Linked DNA regions of Homo sapiens: regions 1 and 3 are each linked to region 2. Evidence: chromatin contacts called from ENCODE Hi-C or POLR2A ChIA-PET data. All regions are on one chromosome and are shown on one strand. Each heading gives the region's core, a stretch centred on a gene start or an enhancer-like site at or near the end of the contact. The rest is flanking DNA. Distances are from core to core; before and after follow the strand shown. Region 1 has its middle 30 kb from the start of LINC00494. Region 2 has its middle 64 kb from the start of LINC00494. Region 3 has its middle 120 kb from the start of LINC00494.

Region 1 (2,700 bases), core at 48-2,547, 35 kb before region 2:
CACTTCCTGATACCATCATTTGAGTACCTGGATCCAGCCATGCCTGAAGCTATTGCTCTTGGACTTTTTAATGACATGAGCCAATTACTCCTCATTATGCCTTTTTTAATAAGATAAATTTTTATTTAGATGCCATCAGTTGGAATTAGGACAGTCTGACTAAAACAGACCAACTTGGGAAAGATCTTAGATTCTCCAATACATGCTAACTTACTGGTAGGAGACTTCAACTATAAGACCACACAGAGAAAATCCTCTCTGGTCAGAACAAAATAGTGCCTCTTAATTCAGGCTAATTGGGGTTTTCATTTTAACATTGTTCTCACTTTTGCAAGACTCAGAGTAGACCGTGGTGTTCATTATGATCCCCTGATGTTGTATAAATCCAGTGGCTTCCTATGAATATGGAGACTTCATAGGCTGAACCACGCCTGAAACACATTCGTCTCTTTATCCTTTATCTTTTCTTATAAGACAAAGAAAATAAATACAATATGTATAATTATGAATGTTCATCAGAAACAGATACATAAGATAAAAGTTAAAATCTTAAGTTTTCGACATTACAAAGTGATATTATTTTGTCTGGGCTTCCTTTTTATAATCCAAGTGTTTTCTTCTCATCCATTGTGAGATCAATAATTAACTTTAGTGTAGCTTTTTATTCCTTCCTAAAGACTGGCTTTAATTCTCCCATGCCTCCATGTCTACTAAAGACATTTGAAGATGATGCATTCAATGTTTGTAACAATGCTTAAAAAATTTTCTTAAAAACGATTTTAGTTTTGGCAAGATTTAGAACTCATAAACGCATGCTGATATGCATTCTCTTACTATTTGCACTTCTCCTTAAAAATCAGTGATTTTTCTTCTGTTTTAGAGTTAGGTTTATGCTCATTCTTGTTCATCTCATAGTTTGCTGCCACAAAACAAAAATCAATTTAAAAAGAAAAAAGCAATTCCTATGTCTTTCCCCAATAACCTCTGAATATATATACACACACACACACACACACACACACACACACACACACACGCACATATATATATGACAAATCTGCTCTGAGATTATGAAGCCTCTTTTTCTTCTGGAAGGAATAAAATGGACCTTGAAAATCCATATCACAATGTGTCTATCACAGAGGAGGAAAAGGCCTTCGGGCATTCATAGGCTGTCAGGAGCTGCAATGGTGAGAGGCAGCATTGCATCCTTCCCATGAGAGAAACAGGCACCTTCAGGCAGGATCTTAGAAAAGCATAGAAAAATGACCTTTTCATGGAAGCTGGAACTTTGCTTAATGTGAATAAGGGTGACTCACTGCTTTGTGAAACTGTATATGTGTAATAATAAAAGAAGCCCTACAGTGTCTATTTATAATTCATTTTTTTGGTTTCCATTCTTTTTAGCTAGGGAAAATGTACAATGACCCCATAGTAGGTTCCTGACACTCTTCACACAGGCTGACTTTCATCTCTAGATTTTGCTGGGACGCATCTTGAGGACCTCTTGCCTTGTGGCTGCAACATTTAAGAGGCAACATGGATTGTCCACCTCTGTCTCCTGACTTTGGGTCCTGCAGAGCAGGCGGCTGTCTGGGGGCTGGTGGACGAGGCCCCAGCAGGGGGAGCACATGGTCTCTGGGCCTCCCCTACCAGGAAACCTAAGCTTTGCTTTGCCAGGTTCCCAGGGGCTGGCTCCATCTGGAACTCCCCATGAATTCACCAAAGACAGTCAGTCCCACCCTCCTGGCAAACTCGGTGCAAGTCCTCCAAAGACCAAGGCCAACCAGGAAGGAATCAGTTATCTGGCCAGGATAAATGGGGGGGCTGCTTTGTTGGAGAAAGGCCTGTGGGAGGGGGCCCTGGGGACACAACCTGCCCTGAGGGCCCACCTCTAACCTGGGAAAGTTCCCCACCTCCTGTGCTTCCCCAGCAGAGAGTGGGCTAAAAGCAGCTCTGTCTTCACAGGTCCTGGGAAGCACGAACGGGTTGGTGCGTGCTGAGCATTGCAAACTGGCATGTGGTAGGGCTACCCTGTCTCAGTTATTTTCACATTGGTAATTATTTTAGCCAAAGGGGAGTTTCTAGTGCTGATCTGAGAAAGTTACCAGTGCCCACAAAAGGGAAAAAGTAGACAGAGGCTGGATGCTTAGGAGGGTGCTCTTGTGCCCAACATCCAACATCAAGGAGCACTCGTCACAAAAACTGAAACAGGCAAAACTGGCTGAACATGGGGTGCCCCGTCAACAGAACGTCAGAACAGATCTGTAAATCTTTTGTTATCTGAATGTTCAGAGTCCTCTTTCTCCTTTCTTGCCTTTTCCCTCCTTCTTTCTTTCCTTCCTTCCTTCCCTCCCTCCTTCCCTCCTTCTCTCTCCCTCCCTCCCTCCCTCTCTCCCTCCCTCCCTCCTTCCTTCCTTCCTTCTAATTTCACTTACAAGATGATTCAGTCTCTCATGCAATCCCTGGGGTCTCCTGAGAAGTACAACAGTCCGAGGAATGAAGAATGTGTCCTTGATTAAGCTGGGTATCTGAATCTTGACATTTTTTTGCAGCTAAATTTATCTCCAGTTGATAGCCCAGGCTTATGGGGAGGGTTGGGGCTAAGAAAGCACAGCTTTGTTCAAATGCAAGTGGTAATTTTGAAGGACCCTATGAGACTGCCATCTTCTAATGATTCTCCATCCTGTGGTTGAGGGT
Region 2 (2,700 bases), core at 25-2,524:
TGCAGGTCCTCCCGGGATCCTGACTGATGCACAATAGACAAATCACCATGTGAGGAAACGCTTCAGGGAGGAGGGCGTCTCCACTCCCCAACAACCCAGCAAGACAAATCCAAAGGGATCCAGGAGAACGGAGCTAGCAGGAGCCTGCTGCTAAGGAGAACGAGTCGAGTGTTCTCATGTTTCTGAGGTTATCTAACAAGATGCACAGACTCACGTGGGACAGACATCATTTCAGGGCAAAGATGATACGCTGAGTGTGGGTTGGGTATTTGTGGCTTGAATTTTCAAAAGCATTTTAGGTGCATAGAAAACTATTCTGCAACAAACCATTTCACAAAGGATATCAAACTTTACAAGCACAGTGGAAGCTTCTAGTGTAACTCTCCACCATCATGTTTGCCTCCCTCCCTCTGAGAATCACACCTGAACTTTAGGTTTACTATGCTCGTGTATTTCACTTTCACTGCATTTTCATGTATGACCACTTTTCCAGTTTATTTTAACCTCTGTAGAGTACTCCACGCCATGAGCTCCAGCTGGTGGACATCCGGGCTGGCTCTGTGTTTTTCATGATCACAGACAAACAAAGCTGCCATGAATGTTCCAGTGCCTGGGTGCATGTGACACACTTGGGGCCAATGAGATGCAACAGGCCTTTTATTGTGGCTTCTGAGAGCAGCAGAGGCTCTTTTCTGCCGGGCTGAATCTGTCCTCAGCCATGACAGGAGATACTCTCTAAGAATGGTCCTGAGAGGGAAAAAGAAGAGCCAAGAGGCCAGGAGACACTCGTCCGGACCTGATGACATCATTGCAGCCTCTAGATCCAGCTGTGCCTGCAACGAACAAGGCATTCCTGGCACATTTTAGTCACCTGATGTAATAAAATTCTTTCATTTAAAGCTATTTAACTCGTTTTCTGTTGCATGCAACCAAGAGTGCTGACTGATTAAATCTTCCAATTATATGATGTTTTTACTTTAAAAGGAGTATTCAGTGCCTTCACCTGAAAGGAGCAATAATGGTAGTATTGAAGGCACACAGCAGTCCAGTGGTACTTAGAGGGTCCCTAAAATTATACTGTGTGGCCGGTTACTACTCAGTCCTTAGATTCAGCTGGTTCAGCAAGAAGAGTCATCAAGCTATCAGCTCTCTTCCCTCCTTTCTCCTGAAGGTGTCCTTCTTTACCTTTAAGACAGAGCACCCAACTAGCTTTGGCTGTTTTCAATTAGGCCTTCAGCTAAGAAATGGAAGGAAAATTTAAGGCCAGAATCATCGGAATGCGATGACGTGTACTTTCAAAAATTTTCCAGGAGGAGCCGACCTCATTCAGGACTTTGATGCTGGATTGAGTGCTCTGGTTCCACTCAAAGCTTAAGAATGCTTGACCTCTGATCTGTTAAGGCCTCAGACAAAGGGCAGACAATTACATGCAGGGAGAGAAAAATAGTTTTCTGGTTACAAAGATAATTTTTAATTGTTCTGCAATTGATGATTATCTAAATTTGAGTTTTGGTGTTTTTTTGTTGTTGTTGTCAACGTAAAGGAGTGAAGGATCCCACCAGCCTTCAGGCCTTGCTATTTAAGCAGGATGAACTAACACCTGCAGAATAATATCTGCATCTGTCACTGCTTAGTTGGATTTCAGGCCATGTCCTTTCGTCTTGCTAATCAGTTTTCCTGATTTCCTGGACTAATAACTCTTTCTCTGGTCTCCATTAGCTGCACATGCCATTTCTCTTGTAAAGACCTTTAAGTTTATGTTCTTATTTAAAGCAACGTTTGATGGACACCAGGCTTGCTTATTGAGTGTGTCTCTGACCCTAGGTCAAAGCAGAAAATGGGATTTTTGAGAAATGTCACTGAGGTCATGGTCGCCAGGATCAGCATAGTGAGCACAGACCCAGGGCTCAGAGGGCTACAGCAGGCAGCAGGAAACATCGTGGTGGTAAACTCCCGGGTCCTGTCTGAAGTCAAGTACCAAGGAGAGAGAATGGAAGCTTGGCAGTTCACTGAATTTATTCCAGAAGGCGAAGCTTGCACCTTCTCCTTGGTATTTGACTTCAGATAGAACCCAGGAGTTTACCACCACAATTCAGAGCTGACGAAGGACTGAGTTTTTCTAGATGAAAAAAAAAAAAGTTACCAAAGTGATTTGCACATTGTAGAACATTTCAATTCACAGATTTAACATCAGAGGCTTTAATGATTTGTAAATGACTCTGTGTGTTAATTGGGATGGCTTATGGGCAGTTAAAAGATCCCCAAATCTCAGCAGCTTAAAATAAGAAACAGCTAATTCTCTCAAATGCTATGTTTCCCTTCTGTGAATACAGTGGTGTCTGCACATTGTATTTGCTCAGGGCCCCAGCCTTCATCTTGACACATTTCTAGAAAATCACCATGACAGGTGGAAGCTAAAGTGGTTTAATGAACATTGGCTCAAAAATGATACACGCTGCTTCCACTCACATGTCTTAGACAACACCAGTCACATGACTGCACCAAACGGCAAGGTGGCAGGGAAGTGCAATTCTACCAAAAGGCAGGAAGGAAGCCCTTACATATTTAGCAAATAGCACTGATGGCCACCATACCCCATCACATGCAGCCATGCCAAGCTTGGCTGAGTCATGAATTTGATTCCCATGCGGTCAAGCTCGGGGGTGGAACAAGACCTCTCGCCTGGTGATGAAGGCTGGC
Region 3 (2,700 bases), core at 62-2,561, 59 kb after region 2:
TGGAAGACCAGTTAGGAGACTACAATAGTCCAGGCAAGAGATGGCAATGGTTAGACACAGACTGAAGTCAAGACCCTGCATTTACTGACCCCAGCTTCATTCTTCTCACTGTGCCACCCTTCTTCTATTTCCCAAAGAGTTCCTGAAATCACGTAATCTAATTATTCACCTATAACTAAACCACACACACACACACACACACACACACACACACACACACACACCAGGACATCATCTCCTTCATTATCCACCCCACACGGTGCTCCTGTACTTCTCAGGAGAAGGGAAGCAGGTATTCGGTCAGATGCAGTGTGCGTCTGCTGCTGGCTGATGGATGTAGTCTCTTGCACAGAAGCCTCTGGACTGGAAAACTAAGCTTAACTTTGAATCTTCAAAGTATTAGACACCGTCTAAGTCCCAGGAAACATTGTTTGCTCTGAACTTTGGAATATGGAATTAATTCAGCATTTCCCTGGTGTGTTATGTGTCACACCAATAGTACATGGTACACCAGAGTGCATTATCTATTTCACTATTTCATCTTTAAAGTTTTAAAGAAACACCATATATAACTAATGCATGAAATCTACAATTTCACAGACAATATTGTTTGGTTTGAGGCTAAAATTTTTAAAGTGATCCATTTAAAAATAACATTAGTGAAATAATTGTACAGGTGGTGCAGTGAGATGACCCAAAACAACATTCATGAGGAGTGTGTGCATGGAGGGTGCTTAGGAAATGCTGAGTTTCTGGCAGGTGGTGGGGTGCGGTTTGGGCATTGAAATTTAAGTTCGTTGGGGTGTTCCCCCACTCTCAGCCCATCCCCCCAGCCCATCAGAGTCACAGAGAGAGGTGTTAGGGTGACCTCATCCTTGGCCCAGCTAGGTGGGAAGGTTTGGTCATGGAAAGAAATTGTGTCTGTTTTTTTCCACTTGTCCCCAGGCTAATGTCGGAGAAAACACGTTTTGGTTGGCTGGCTCGGCTGCATTTGAAATATTAAAAAACTGGCTTCTTTCGCCTTTCACAGTGACATCTTCCAGGTTCTCACCTCCCATCAGAGCTCTCTGTCTACATTAGGGCTGGGGCTGTGGGAGGAGATGAGATCATATATTTTTTTGTGTTAAAGATGTTGATGTATAAAGCTTGGTAGTCACAGTGTTTTTAATAAATCAGGTTAATGTTCCAGGGGGAAGCTTACCACTTGCTATTTATGCACAAATGCCTCTATCACTTAAGAAGCTTGTTAAAATGGTAGTTTAAGAGTAAATTAACAAAGCGCTTCACAGCTGGTGTGTTTGGGCAGGGTGAGCACACCTAACAAGGACATACACACAGAGGGGAGCCGACGGCAAGAACACCCAACAGCTAATTGCCTCCAAAATTAGTAGGATGGAAAAGCAAATGCTTCAAGACCCTGGTTCTGAGCAGATTAAAAATAAGAAACAGTTCTGCAGGCTGTTTGCTTTTTGCCAATGCAGCATTTGGGGCTGCTGACTGCAGGTGAATTATTCACCAGGTGGCAGCTTCCCCTGCATTTCTGAAGAGAGGTCTGACAGGTTGAGTGGAGAGCCAGCTTTCATCCTTTTTACTACTGAGACAATTTTTGAAGAAGGAGTGAGGCTGGGTTCTCATTTCCTCTCCTTTGTCTTTCTTCCTCATTGTAAACAGTGTCCTTGCTATGTCCCGGATTCATGCCTGCAACAAGTATTTCTGAGCATTCACCGTAGGCTAGTATCTTAGTCCGCCTGTGCAGCTAGGACAGCATACCACAGACTGGGTAATTTATAAACAATAGAAATGTATTTCTCACAGTTCTGGAGGCTGAGAAGTCCAAGGTCAAGGCACTGCAGCGCTGGTGTCTGCTCAAGGCATCTCTCTGCTTCCAAGATGGTGCCTTGTTGCCGTCTGGCTGGCCCAGAGAGTAGGAACACTGTGTCCTCAATGAAAGACACGAGAATGCCCCCTTCAATTGCGAGCCCTTTTATAAGGGTGCTTATTCCATTCATGAGCGGGGAGCCCTCATGACTTAATCTCCTCCCAAAAGCCACACTGCTTATATTGTTGCAATGGGGACTAAGTCTCAATGTGAATTTTGGAGGGGATGCCACCGTTCAAACCATAGCAGCAGCCAGGGCAAAATGGTGAGACCCTGTCTCTACAAAGCATTTAAAAACTAGTCAGATGTGGTGACTCATACCTGTAGTCCAAGCTACTCGGGAGGCTGAGTGGGGAGGATTACTTGAGCTCTAGGGGTTGAGGTTGCAGTGAGCCATGATTGCACTACTGCACTCCAGCCTGGGTGACAGATTGAGACCCTGTCTCAAAAAAAAAAAAAAAAAAAAAAAAAAAAAAAAAAAAAAAAGGCAGCTAGACATAGCTCTAGGTATTGGGGAGATCGTGGATGAACAAATCGAGGCACTTTTTTGTTTTTGTTTTTGAGGCAAGGCCTCACTCTGTTGCCCAGCTTACCACAAGCTCTTGGGCTCAAGCGATCCTCCCACCTCAGCCTCTGAAGTAGCTGAGACTACAGGCACATGCCACCATGTGTAGGTAATCTTTTAACAAGATTTTTGTAGAGATAAGCCCTTAATATATTGCCTAGGCTGGTCCTGATTTCCTGGCCTCAAGCAATCCTCCTGCCTCAGCCCCGAAAGTGTTGGGATTATAGGCATGAGCCACCATGTCCAGCCGAGGTTC

Evidence for each region. Hi-C counts contacts between places; a loop is a spot of excess contacts on that map. ChIA-PET counts read pairs that join two places held with the same protein, here RNA polymerase II (POLR2A). Pooled maps may share reads with other maps.
Region 1: a map of sigmoid colon shows a loop between it and region 2 (2.3-fold over the local background). The contact joins two enhancer-like sites. A Hi-C loop is called at or near these places in 1 of 168 maps with a recorded cell type or tissue (sigmoid colon) and 2 of 50 pooled maps. POLR2A ChIA-PET finds 5 or more read pairs at or near these places in 4 of 52 experiments (Caco-2, PC-9, WTC11 and 1 more).
Region 3: a map of endothelial cell of hepatic sinusoid shows a loop between it and region 2 (5-fold over the local background). The contact joins two enhancer-like sites. A Hi-C loop is called at or near these places in 4 of 168 maps with a recorded cell type or tissue (DLD1, GM23248, adrenal gland and 1 more). POLR2A ChIA-PET finds 5 or more read pairs at or near these places in 3 of 52 experiments (HEK293, activated naive CD4-positive, alpha-beta T cell and activated naive CD8-positive, alpha-beta T cell).

Annotation. Positions count from the first base shown.
Region 1 is chr20:48,329,013-48,331,712 of GRCh38, reverse strand. No RefSeq gene overlaps it. Among named protein-coding and RNA genes, the nearest start is that of LINC00494, 30 kb to the left of the region's middle. Within about 2 kb of position 1,297, at least 2 of the 41 ENCODE cell types and tissues checked have a DNase peak (open chromatin) inside an H3K27ac peak, as active enhancers do; they include PC-9, where a contact is called at or near this core.
Region 2 is chr20:48,294,270-48,296,969 of GRCh38, reverse strand. No RefSeq gene overlaps it. Among named protein-coding and RNA genes, the nearest start is that of LINC00494, 64 kb to the left of the region's middle. RefSeq lists enhancers at 88-832, 833-1,576, 1,577-2,322. Within about 2 kb of position 1,274, at least 9 of the 41 ENCODE cell types and tissues checked have a DNase peak (open chromatin) inside an H3K27ac peak, as active enhancers do; they include PC-9, where a contact is called at or near this core.
Region 3 is chr20:48,235,018-48,237,717 of GRCh38, reverse strand. No RefSeq gene overlaps it. Among named protein-coding and RNA genes, the nearest start is that of LINC00494, 120 kb to the left of the region's middle. Within about 2 kb of position 1,311, at least 2 of the 41 ENCODE cell types and tissues checked have a DNase peak (open chromatin) inside an H3K27ac peak, as active enhancers do.